Linked DNA regions of Homo sapiens: region 2 is linked to region 1. The links are chromatin loops, found by intact Hi-C in ENCODE. Cell type or tissue: HepG2. All regions are shown on one strand. Each heading gives the region's core, and the rest is flanking DNA. Links, peaks and the distances in the headings are about the cores only.

Region 1 (6,194 bases), core at 1,429-3,928:
GAACTGACTAAATAACAATTGAATTTCAAAATGACAAGAGGCATACTTAACAAATCAAAAGATAACATCAATATAAATGATATAAAGACAGAGGTAACTGCAACACTGTGAATGTTAATACTCCTAATACACAAGTAACTCTACACATTGATACTAAGAAACAAATAACCCAGACCATCAAACAACATGAACAGGTAGAGGCCACAGCAGAGGCAATACTGATAGGAAATGAACAAATGAGATGAAAACTTTTAAAGTAGCCAGAGAAATGCAAATTAAAATAATAATTAGATATCACTTCACACCCATAAAATAGATGGTGGGGAATTTGTTTTATAATCGAAAATGTTCAATGATGTCAAAAGAATGGAGAGTGAAACCTTCATACATAACTGGGAGAAATAAAAATTAATACGACTTTTTGGAAAACTAATATAGTGATACAAAAAAATTTAAAATGTCATTGATGTTTGAGATAGCAAATTCTAGTTTTATAATCTATACACCGTATAGAAATGAACGCATCAGTATGTAAAGATACATGTATAAAGATTTCTTTATCTGAAAGAAAGAGAACAACTCGAATCTTTACACATAAGAACAATGTTGAATAAGTACAGCCATGCTAGAAAATATTATCCAGCTATCAAAAAGAATCAGGTTTAAAGGTACTGGCTCGGAACCATACGAAAGGTGCTCTTTACCATACTGCTAAGTGGAGGGAAAAGGCAACAGGGAGAGAACTGTGTGAGATATGATCACTCTTGAATTTCCAGGAAAATTAAACTGCTACATAATGGCACTGCGTTGTTAGCTGTATGTCTATATAATCATTGAAGACACAGGAGGAGGGACACCAACTATGAACCAAGGGGTGTGCTGTAACAAGAGGAAGCAAAACTTACTACTGTCATTCTTTATTCATCTCCACATCTGTCTTCTTACAATAAACATACTTTGCAATATTTTTAGACTCCAATAAAGAAGAAAATGGTAAGAAACAATGAAACCGATTTTTAAAAATAAAAGTATACCCAACCATTCAACTCTCACCTGGGCACTGACCAAACCTGCCGCTGGGACAGACACAGGTGTGTTTCTCCTCCCAGGGATCAGACACACATTCGGATCCCTCAGGGCACGGATCATCTTCACAGCCATGGTGGACAGGTGGGCACCTTCCCTCTTCATTCAAAGAGGGGAGAAAGGGAAAAGATAATTAACAGACATTTCAAGAACATCACCTTTCATGTATAGCCATCAAAGGCTTCAAAGGCCGTCTGAAACCATCTGTGACACCGACTTTCATACACTCATGTGCAGTACCTTTGCAGAGACACACCGCTGCCCTGTGGTGGCGGGGAGTCACAAAACTCAGTCTGGCTGTGCTGTGTGTTGACATCACACTTTCATCCACAGACACCTTTTCATCGCAGAACTTCCAGGGGCAGTCCAGTCCCGCGCAGAGTTTCTGGAATACATTCAGTATCCTAACTCCAATGATTTCCTCAATGTCAGTCACGGAAGAGTTAATCTTGTGCAGAAGTTGTTTTGTTGAGATCTGAGCACTACCTGGTTTCTCTACAAAAAGTAAGACGTCCAGATGTGGGTGAGGTTCAGAGGACTGCAAACTAACAATCTGTATGTCGTTCCTCCTCACACCCAGGATGTTCCGTAAAGCTCGCTGGAAGTTGCGCCAGTAGTCACCAACGAATTCTTCCGGAGTGAGGTTGGCAAAGCGGATCGCGATGGTGTGGTTCAACATCTCCTGTGTGACTTGTCTGATATGCACTGTGATGTCGGCCACCGTCGTGAACTTCCCATCTGTTACGCTGACATTGAGAAGGTATTGCCCTATGTCTAGCTTTTTGTGTGCTATCAGCTTGCCCCCTGTGCTGGAAACAGAGAACAGGTTGTCCATCTGAGGGTCGAGACTGTAGGTTAGAGTATCATACACGTCCTGGTCTGTGGCATGGATCTTCCCAATGACGCCACCTGAGTATTCTTCTCCAGAAGAGGTGATGAAAATCTCCAGGGGCAAAATCGCAGGCGGATAGATGCTCTCCTCAATTACCCTAATGTCAATGTATGTCAAAGATGACAACTGAGGCTTTCCATTATCTGCCACCTACAAGAAAAGAAAAATAAAATCACCTTTGTCTATGGCACTGTTTATAACTTCTTCAATAAAAACATTTGTATTACTCAAGTTCCCAAAAAATTACTAACTGGTAGATACTCATTTCTCCACACAAGAAACGTATCAAAGAAAAGGACAAATTTCTTTATAGCACTTCACTAATTCACACTGAAACCCAGCTCTGTCAATGACTATGACAGAATCAACAATGAGCTCCTTCAAACACAGCGGGATAAAAATGGAAGGTATGGCAAAAAACAAAGACAGCAATTCTATGAAAGTTTGTTTTTGTATGAAATGTAAGCTGTTCAAATAGAAGAGGGGAACCACGCCAAGCAGCTCTTCTCTATGAATCCACAACCAAACCACAAAGAAAGCCATTCATACCTTCACCTGCAGTAAGTAATGATCTTTCTCCTTCCTCTTGATGGCAGATGATGTCAGGAGGACTCCTTGCGGGTTAACTTCAAAAGCCTTCTCATCATTTCCAGTTACAATAGTAAAGAAGAAGGGTGGACCGTTATGGGAAGAATCCTCATCTGTTACTACCAGCTGCAGCACGCTGAAGCCCACTGGCTTATTTTCCTGCACAAGATTAGAAACAAAATTAAACAAAAATCCTGGAACACAGCCAAATCTATATGGGACAGACACATGAGTTTTCTATAATATAAAATACATACAAAACAAAGCCTTTCTGCTCTATCTGAAAGGAAGAGAAGAAAGGTGGAGACGGGAGTGTGGTGGTGAGGAGGAGGGAAAGGAGAAGGGGTGTAGCGAAAAGGGAAGAAAAAGGAGGATGAAGGAAACATGGTAAGAAAGGGAGTGTGAGGAGGAAGAGGGAGGAGGGGAAGCAGACACGAGGAGGAGTGGGGGACAGGAGGAAGAGCAGAGAGGAGGAGGAGTGTAGGAGAAGAAGAGGACTGGAGGAGAAAAGGAAGAGACGAGGCCAGGCGCGGTGGCTCACGCCTGTCATCCCAGCACTTTGGGAGGCTGAGGCGGGCGGATCACCTGAGGTCAGGAGTTCGAGACCAGCCTGGCCAACGTGGTGAAACCCCGTCTCTACTAAAAATACAAAAATTAGCCGGGCGTGGTGGTGGGTGCCTGTAATCTCAGCACTTGGGGCTGAGGCAGGAGAACTGTTTGAAGCCAGGAGGTGGAGGGTGCAGTGAGCTGAGATCGTGCCATTGCACTCTAGCCTGGGCAATGAGTGTAACTCCATCTCAGAAAAAAAAAAAAAAAAAAAGAGGAAGAGAGGAAGGAAGAGGAGGAGTGGGGAGGAGAAAGAGAAGAGGTTGACAAGAGGAGGAAAAGTGAGAAGGGGGAGGAGGAGGGGTAGTGAGGAGGAGGGGTGATGAGGAGGAGTGGCGACGAGGTGGAGGGAGGAGGAGAAAGAGTGGAGACAGTGAAATGGGGAGGAAGTGGAGTAGGGAGGAGGTTGGGGGAGGAGGTGGAGTGGGGAAGAGGCAGAGTGGGGAGGAGGAAGAGGAGGAGTGGAGAAGAGGTGGAGGGAAGAGGAGGAGTGGGGAGGGGAGTGGGGAGGAGGAAGAGAAGGAGGAGGAATGGAGAAGAGGTGGAGGGAGGGGGGAGGAATGGGAGGGAGGAGTGGGGAGGAGGGAAGAGTGGGGAGGAGGAAGAGAAGGAGGAGGAATGGAATGGAGAAGAGGTGGAGGGAGGAGGAGTAGGGAGGAAGAAGAGTGGGGTGAAGAAAGTGGAGTAGAAGATGGAGCGAGAAGGAAGGATTGGGGGCTAGAAGAAGAGCAAGAGGGAAGAGGAAGGTCAAGGGGGGAGGAGAGGGCAGAGGAAAAGCACCAGTGGCAGCAGGTCTGATTAAGCAATAAGCTCTTAGGAATCCTAGAACAGTGAGAATATCTCAAAAATCAAAGCACGGAAAGGAAAGAGATAAAAGCTTGGCTTTATCTTTAAAATGCTCATCTTTTAATACTGATAGCGACTTCTTGAATTCTACGTTTCCCATTTTTCTAGAAAGAAACCTTTGGATAAGAAAGAAAAGCAACAGAGGCCAATGGAAAAGCTCATTTCAAAGAACCCCAGGACCACCTTGGCACTCGAAGCCCACCTGGATAATGACACTGTAGTTTCCCCTGGAGAAGACGGGCGCGTTGTCATTGACATCGGACACATCGATGTTCACGGTCGTCGTGTTGACTCTGGGTGGACTGCCATTATCAGAAGCTTGAACCGTGAGCGTGTAACCTGAAATCTTTTCAGGCAAAAGACAGAATGCACGTTCATTTTCACAAGGCCGACAGAGCTCCAATGAGGAGTGTCCTCCTGAGAGTCCTGACGGGCAGGTCCCAGTGAGCTACCACTATCTGTTGCATCCTGCCTGTGAGCGATGCCCTAATCTCCTACAAACGAGTGCATGCAAGTAATACACATTTCCCAACAGCAAGAATTACCAATAATGATTAGATTCTCTGATGCCTCTTAAATATGTACTTGTTTTGTAAAAGTCTTTTATCTTGCAGTTCTATTAACAGAAACTAAGACATAAAAGTAATACAAATGATTAGGACAAGAAGTTAACATATCTCAAATGCTGTTGCTTCGGTAAGATGGGAGCAGCCTTCCTTAGGGCCCCAAGTTTGCTCTCAGTGGAAGTAGACAGACATGAGCTGCCTCCCGCACCTTAGCGCTGACTCATTTCCAATGCCTCAGGACACTCCAGATCACCCTCCCCCTCAATTTCACACTCGGATTATACTCAGCTGTCTAAATCCCTCAGGATTAGCTTGTCAGGACCTCCCACAAAAGAAAGAAAGTCAAGTGAGATAGCTTCTTTTTCAGGGCAGTTCCCTATAAAGCTCTGTCTTCTAGAATGAGTTGTGGGAGAAGCCAGAAAGCTGGCTAGATCCCAGAGTATGTTCTACAGAACGTTAGTCCTGCAAGACGCTCCAATGAAAAAGAATTCTGCTGGCGCATTAGCTTGGGAAATACCACAGGCTAGCTCCTTTGGTATCTCACAATGGACAGAAGTGTATTAAAGGATCTGGGTTCTTTAGTCAAAGATACTAAATTTATTCTGCCCCACAGTGGGGGCAATCCTAAGCATGCTTCCCAAATCCTTAGAAAGTCCCTTCTCAACATTCACACATCAAAGGAGAAATTAAAGAATTTAATGAGGTATCTCATCACTATCTCCCCCCAAATTCCTTTAATCTTAGATACACCCATTATTCTTCTGAAATTTCATTCTTAATCATCACCAGTGTCCTTCTCATTCCCAAATCGAAGGCTTCTTTTGGTTCTCCTTCACAGGCCTACCTCTCTGAGGTAGTTCCTGCTCAGCTTCCCTTCCTGGACATAAGTCTGCACAGATGAGTGAATGGATGGATGAATGGATGGATGCATAGATGGGTGGATGGGTAACTGGATAGATAGGTGGATGGATAAATGGGTGAATGAATAACTGTATAGATGGGTGAATGAATGGGTAAGTGGATACATGGGTGGGTGGGTGGGTGAGCAAATGGGTAACCACATAGATGGGTAGATGGATAACTAGATGGACAGGTGGGTAGGTGGATGGATGGATAACTGGATAGATGGGTGGTGGGTGGATGGACACATGACTGGATAGATGGATGGGTGGGGTGGATGGATGGGTAAGTGAATAGATATGTAGATGGGTGAGTGAATAGATAACTAGATAGATGGGTGGGTGGACAGGTCGGTGGGTGGATGGATGGGTAGGTGAATGGGTGGGTAGGTGAGTGGGGAGATGCATGGGTGGATGGATAACTGGATGGATGAATGGATGGATGACTGGATAAATGGGTGGATGGATACTGGATAAGTGGGTGGGTGGATGTTCAGCCTTGCTGCCTCTCCTTATTTGTTCATATTTATCTCAATCCCTCATGTCACTTCTATCAACATCTCCAACGGCAAGTACCATATCTACACTTAGGGTTTTCCAGTCTCTAAATCTGACTAAAATCTCCAAATACTGGCTGAGTAATTCTGCCTGAATATGCTATTTCCCTTTAAAAACCAGCATATTGAAAACCACATTCATTAGCCTCTCCCA
Region 2 (6,194 bases), core at 1,502-4,001, 120 kb after region 1:
GTTGAATGATTTCTAAAATTTCAGACATTCCAAATAAAATTTACAACAGGAAAAAAAAAACTCTCTATTTTTCTAGTTCAATTATCATAGCCATGTCGGTACTTTTAAAAGCTTTCATCCTTACACTGAAATACTAATGAGTAGATCCTGTTTATTTTCTGGGTGTACACTAATTCTTTTCAACCCATCTTCATATGATTTTCAGCATGAACGGAGGAAGCTGTGACCCTAGAAATTGAGCAGCAGCCTTAGGCTTGGTATATGTCATTTAATCACTTCTGCTAACTCCATTTATATGTTGTTATCTTTGACTGGGGCTGCAATAATCTGGTAACTCTAGCAAGACATACTTTAAATATTGCCTTCACATGATCAACCACCGGTTCCAATTTAACCCTGAGAATGGTCTTTACTGACAATGACAGTGTGGAACTACAATCTGGCTTTTTCAGAAAACTTCACCATGTACATGATTTAATCAATCCAAAATAGATTCCTGAAGTGTTCCTGCCCTTAAGAAAGATAAACAGATGTCCTATTTTTCAAACAGCCTCTATATAAAACCTAGTTATCTACATGAACCTATAAAACATGTCTGTTGGCATTACGAAGATGACGGGTTCTAGTTGTTCTGTGCTCCTGGGAACGACAAGACAGGACAGGTAGGCAGCGGCTGTGTGTCTATTTCTGGCAGGGTGAGGCATTCCTGTGCTATTCTCTTCTTTCCCCTCTCTATATATTCCTTATCCTCCAACCACTTTCTCCTCATCCACATTCCAGGACAAACTTTGCCCAAGGAGAAGCTCAATGGACTGTTGACCTCTTGTGAATGGAGATCATCTCATCTAATGTATTTTTCTCCACAAACAGAAGTAATTTAAATGACATCTTGGCAGAGTAGCCAATAATCAACAATGGCCACTTCTTCCACTCCCAAGTTGGTAAGTAAGACTTTATTTTATACGTTGAATTGGGCTCCCTGTATAATTAGATTCGGTCAACCCTTCACTAAATGACAGACCAGGAAAGTGAATGTTCCATGTACAGCAAGAAAACGGAAATCTTCAGGGAGAAAAGTCCATCTTCCCTCCTCCTCTTAAAATGTTCTCTTCACCTGTTCTCTCTTCTTACACCTCAGAAGAGATGCCACCCACCCTAGCTGCAAATAAAGATACTCTGATACCACAAAATCCTGCCTCTTCTACAGCTCCTCCCACTCCTGACACCTTGTGCAGAATCCATACACACACACAGGTTCTTCTCCTACTTAAAAAATAAGCTTGGCCAGACACGGTGGCTCATGCCTGTAATCCCAGTACTTTGGGAGGCTGAGGTGGGCAGATCATGAGGTCAAGAGATTGAGACCATCCTGGCCAACATGGTGAAACCCCGTCTCTACTAAAAATACAAAAATTAGCCGGGCGTGGTGGCATGCACCTGTAGTCCCAGCTACTCAGGAGGCTGAAGCAGGAGAATCGCTTGAACCCGGGAGGCGGAGCTTGCAGTGAGCCGAGATTGCGCCACTGCACTCCAGCCTGGGCGACAGAGCCAGACTCCGTCTCAAAAAAATAAAATAAAATAAAATAAAATAAACTTCATTCAAACCTTTGCTTCTTTCAAACAAACACTCTTATTCTTCTCTTTTTTTATACTGGCAAAGATCGCAAGAAAAGGAGTTTCACAGCACCGCCCTGGCTTCCTTAGAACTCCCTCTCCGCCAAACGCTGCTCCACAGAGATCCTGCAGGTCCACCCTGGCAGAACAGCCGTTCCCGCATCACAAGCTAATGTCAAACCAATGACCTTTTCTCAGTGCTCATCCTCCTTGATTTCATGACACCTTTGACACCACTCACTCCCCTCCCCAACACTCCTGATCCTTCATTCGGTCACAGAGTCCCCCAAAACAAAGAGGCAATCCACAGGTATGAAAAATGAATGACAACATTCTCCTGATTCTCTTCCATACTCTTTTATACTCTACACTGACTCACCTACAACTCTGGCATTACAAACTTGTCTTCCAACTCTTCCTCCACATGCATTTATTACCACCCTTAAAGATCTCATCTACTCTGCCTCAAATCATGAAGGATCAGTGCACCAAATCTGCAATTTCAGCTCTAACCTCTCTCAAACACCTCGTAACATTCCTCCTAAAATACCATCAAACCTAAGTTATACGATTGGCCTTCACTATATAAGAGTTCTGCATCCATGGATCCAACCAACCTCAGGTTGAGAACGTCTTTAAAATAAACAATAAAACAGTAAAAATATAAATAGTACCCCATTTTATATCAGGGACTTGAGCATTCTCAGATTTGGGTATAAAATCCCAAACCTCCCTTAGAGACCAAGGGACAACTATATAGACTTTTCACCCTTTCGCCATTGCAAAATAACAGCTCTTCCAGTTATTTTCCAATCTCACCACTTCCCAAATCAACCAAGTTTGCAAACTAACAAATCAAACAAAAAGGAAGGGGTTGGGAGAACATCAAATGTGGAACCTAGCTCCAGCTTTGTCACTAATCAACTGTGTGAATTCAAGGAACTTGCTTAATCCTTTCGACTCTATGTATTCGAGAAATTGAAGGATGGACTAAAATCTTTACAGCCTCCTGGCTCTCAAACCTTCATTTCTCAAAAGTTATCCAAACTTGACATTTCTTTCTCAATTTCTCAAAATGGTTCCCTTTGCATTTCTGCTGCTACCACCTAGTTAGAATGGGTATTTTGTTCATGCAGAGTATTCCTACAGTCTTTTGGTATTCCTGCTTTCTGCCCCCAATCCCAGTCAACCTATTCAAACTTCTTTGTGATATTATTCTTTAGCTTGAAAATATTCAGTATTTCCCCTTAGCCTGCTAAGTATATGATTCTTAACCTTGCATTAAAGACCTTTGATAATCTAACCTCTAACTAATTTCCTAATTTCCCAACACTACTTCTTATTTCAAAACAAAAAGGCATACTTCCCAGACTTGCAACAAGTTCAGTAACCAAGCTGTCTTGAGCCAATAACACCACCTAGTGGTGAAGGCTCTAAAGTAATGTAACATCTTGACCTCTTCCCTTCCGAAAGATAATGCAAACATTACTATTTTCTTTGTTTCCTGCCCTCCACTCCTCACATACAGCTTATTTGTTTTCACCTTTCTCTTCAACGTTTCTTTCTTTTTCTCTCTCCTTAACCTCTGCCTCATAAAAACAATCCTCCCTTTTTTAATAAGATTATTTAAGTCATAGTCAAGATTCTCTATGTTCTACCTAGACAAAAAAAAGAAGCCAATCCTTTTCCTAAGATAACATGGTACGGTGAGGTCTTCAGAATTTCTCTCCACTCATCACACCACAAGCCACACTATGCTTTCTATAACTTGCTTTGCACACATCATTTCCTCTGCTTGAATTGTTCCCCTCTGATTCACACTTCCCTCAGAACTCACATTATCCTAAATCCACCTGCCCCAGATCCCCCAGCTCACTGAGGTGCTGCTATGGACCACCTTGACCTGAATGGATCTCTTATCACACTGGTCTATAAGAGACTGTGTACTTGTCCTCTCCCTTATCAGACTACGAGCTGCTTGAGGGCAGGAAACACGATTTGTTCAGCACTAGATGTTGTGTCTGGCCCAATGTTTGACACAGAGGAGGTCCACTATTGTTGGATTGGTAAATGGACAGATGAATAAAGCGTTAAGAGTGAGAAATGTGAGGCAGGACTGTGTTGGGGAGGGGATATAGAGAGGGATAACATAGGAAAATAAAACATCCATCCTTCTCAAATTAACAGAAAATCCAGGCACAACCACGAGGCTGGTAACAACACTGCAGGTGGCTGCTCTGTAGAGGACTCATTTCCAATAGCTCAGAAAGAGGTCACCACCCACCTTACGCTGCCTCAAAATTGGCTATAGATAATGCCAGATCAGTGTCTGTGTTGCAGATTATCACAAAGCTCTAACCTTAATATTCTATGAAGGATACAGATTAAATCATGACTAATATTTCCTAAGCAGTGTATAGAAGCCTTTATTATTTTTACTTTATAGACTTATCTTCACATACATAATGAACCCTTGGAATTAAGCAAGAATTCAGGCAATGTATTTAAATCTGGGACTTACAGTAAAAGATGACTTAAAAAACTTAAAAGAGTGAAATATGCAGATTCCTCATCAGAATATATTTTTGAAATGAAAAGTTCCCCTCAGGTATGAGAAAATGGCAACTTCCTGATCTTAACTGATGTATATCACTCATTTCAAAAACTCTTCTCCAGTGTCTAAGGATAAATAAGCACTTGCAAACTGAACAATTAAGTGAGACCAAAAGATAGAGTTTGGCTTCAACTTCTACATAATTTGGTCAAAAGAACAATTATCTAGCGCAAATCCCACTCATAAAGATTAAACAGCACATCCAGCCTTACGGCTCCCTGCTATTAAATCAGGTCCTTTAGGCTACAAATTATGCCACTGAGACAGAATCTAATGCAATAATAATGTACTAATTTGATTTGGCTGATTGATTCTACGTAAAATCAGCCAAACTTGGGTGGAAAGCAAGCGGGTAAAGTGTTAAAACATAATCTCTAAGATCCTATCCACCTCTAACATTCAAAGAAACGACTGCTTCAAAGGGACCTCAAAGCAAAGTCTAAAGGCAATGGAAAGGTAGAGGATGATCAGGGGAATGAAAACAGAATTAGTTTGTGCATAATTTTTAAAGATTTTTCTTCTCTTCTTTTTCTTTTCTTTTTTTTCCCCAGGCTGAATTGCAATGGCACGATCTCGGCTTACCACAACCTCCGCCTCCCGGGTTGAAGCGATTCTCCTGCCTCAGCCTCCCAAGTAGCTGGGATTACAGGCATGCACCACCACACTCCGCTAATTTTGTATTTTTAGTAGAGACGGGGTTTCTCCATGTTGGTCAGGTTGGTCTCGGACCCCCGACCTCCGGTGATCCGCCCGCCTCGACCTCCCATAGGGCTGGGTTTACAGGCGTGAGGCACTACGCCCGGCCATAATTTTTAAACATTTTTCTGTTGGCACCTGTCCGGACCATGGATTTAAATGATCTACTAACATGATGAGAACCCAACGGGGATACTTCAAAAGAGACAAATGAATATACAGGTGGCCCGAAATGATTTTATAAAGTCCTCTAACAACCACACTTCTTTCCAGAGTGCCAAAGAATTTGGCTCATTTAAGGTGTTCATTTTTCAAAAAATGGTTATACAAATGCAAACTTCATTCAAATCAAACCTTACCTTGAGCTTGTTAAATGCCATGTTTAGCATCACTCAAGGCTTATACCAATTGTTGTTTTAAAAAATTACATAGTGCTTTAAGTATTTTTACATCTTAAATACAAAGGAATAATTCTAACTGTGGAATCAGAGCTGTCTTCCTAAGACAAAAAGACAAAGACAAATATCACAATTAACTATTAACTGGAGAAACACCTTTTCAAACGTCCCTGTAACAACTGGATGTGTTGGACAGCATAACCAAACTCATTAAGAATAGTGTGAAAAACATCACCATTACCTAGTTCTCACACACAGATACCTTCTTAAACTATCGAAACCTGTATCTGAATATACGAAGCATTAAGAATCTGCTTTTGAAAAGGAAATGAATATCTGAAGGTCATTTTCTTTTCAATCTTTTCTCATACTAATAATCACTGTTAATATCCACTTTTAAAAAATCGCCTCTATCAGGCACCCGGGAATTGCTTAACAAAAGCCACTTAATGAAACCACAGTTCAGACAAAAAAAAAAACTTAACTGCATAGAAAATATTTATGAGTTTACTTTCCTAACTCATACAATTGCGTCCTTGTTTCCAAAGCCTTGCAATTCACATCAGCGGGAACAAAAAAATCTAACACACAGCAGAAAGCTGGCTCTCTAAAAGAAAGCATTTTTTTTTAAAGGCAATGAAGGACCAAAAACTCTTTCTTTTAAAAAGATCTTAGAAGTTCCTCCTCCAGAGAAGACAGAAAACACTGACAAACCGCACATTGTGCAGATGTTCAGCCCCGAAATGCAGCCTCGCAGCCCTTCACTCCGCAGTCCACCGGTTGCATCTGCACCTCCGGGCAGCGCTCCTGCAGGGCGCAAACACCCAGAGACCCAGGGACCCGGCAGCCCCGCGCAGGCCTCCCGCGTGCAC

Evidence for each region. Hi-C counts contacts between places; a loop is a spot of excess contacts. Peaks named below come from ENCODE experiments on the same cell type or tissue, not always from the same donor. Only the 100,000 strongest peaks of a DNase experiment are listed, where the experiment ranks them.
Region 2: a loop joins it to region 1, with 5 times the contacts of the local background. A loop is called at or near these places in 1 of 110 quality-filtered maps.

Annotation. Positions count from the first base shown.
Region 1 is chr4:186,601,850-186,608,043 of GRCh38, forward strand. It overlaps FAT1 (FAT atypical cadherin 1), which reads right to left. Exons shown (of 27, transcript NM_005245.4): 17 at 4,221-4,364; 18 at 2,528-2,725; 19 at 1,327-2,128; 20 at 1,054-1,185. Among named protein-coding and RNA genes, the nearest start is that of MTNR1A, 49 kb to the left of the region's middle. RefSeq lists an enhancer at 1,266-2,465. In HepG2, for the core only: no CTCF peak of the experiment used is centred there; a DNase peak (open chromatin) is centred at 2,482.
Region 2 is chr4:186,717,105-186,723,298 of GRCh38, forward strand. The region is part of intron 1 of FAT1 (FAT atypical cadherin 1); the gene reads right to left. Among named protein-coding and RNA genes, the nearest start is that of FAT1, 3.7 kb to the right of the region's middle. RefSeq lists an enhancer at 6,193-6,194. In HepG2, for the core only: a CTCF peak has its summit at 3,028 (motif pointing left); a DNase peak (open chromatin) is centred at 3,031.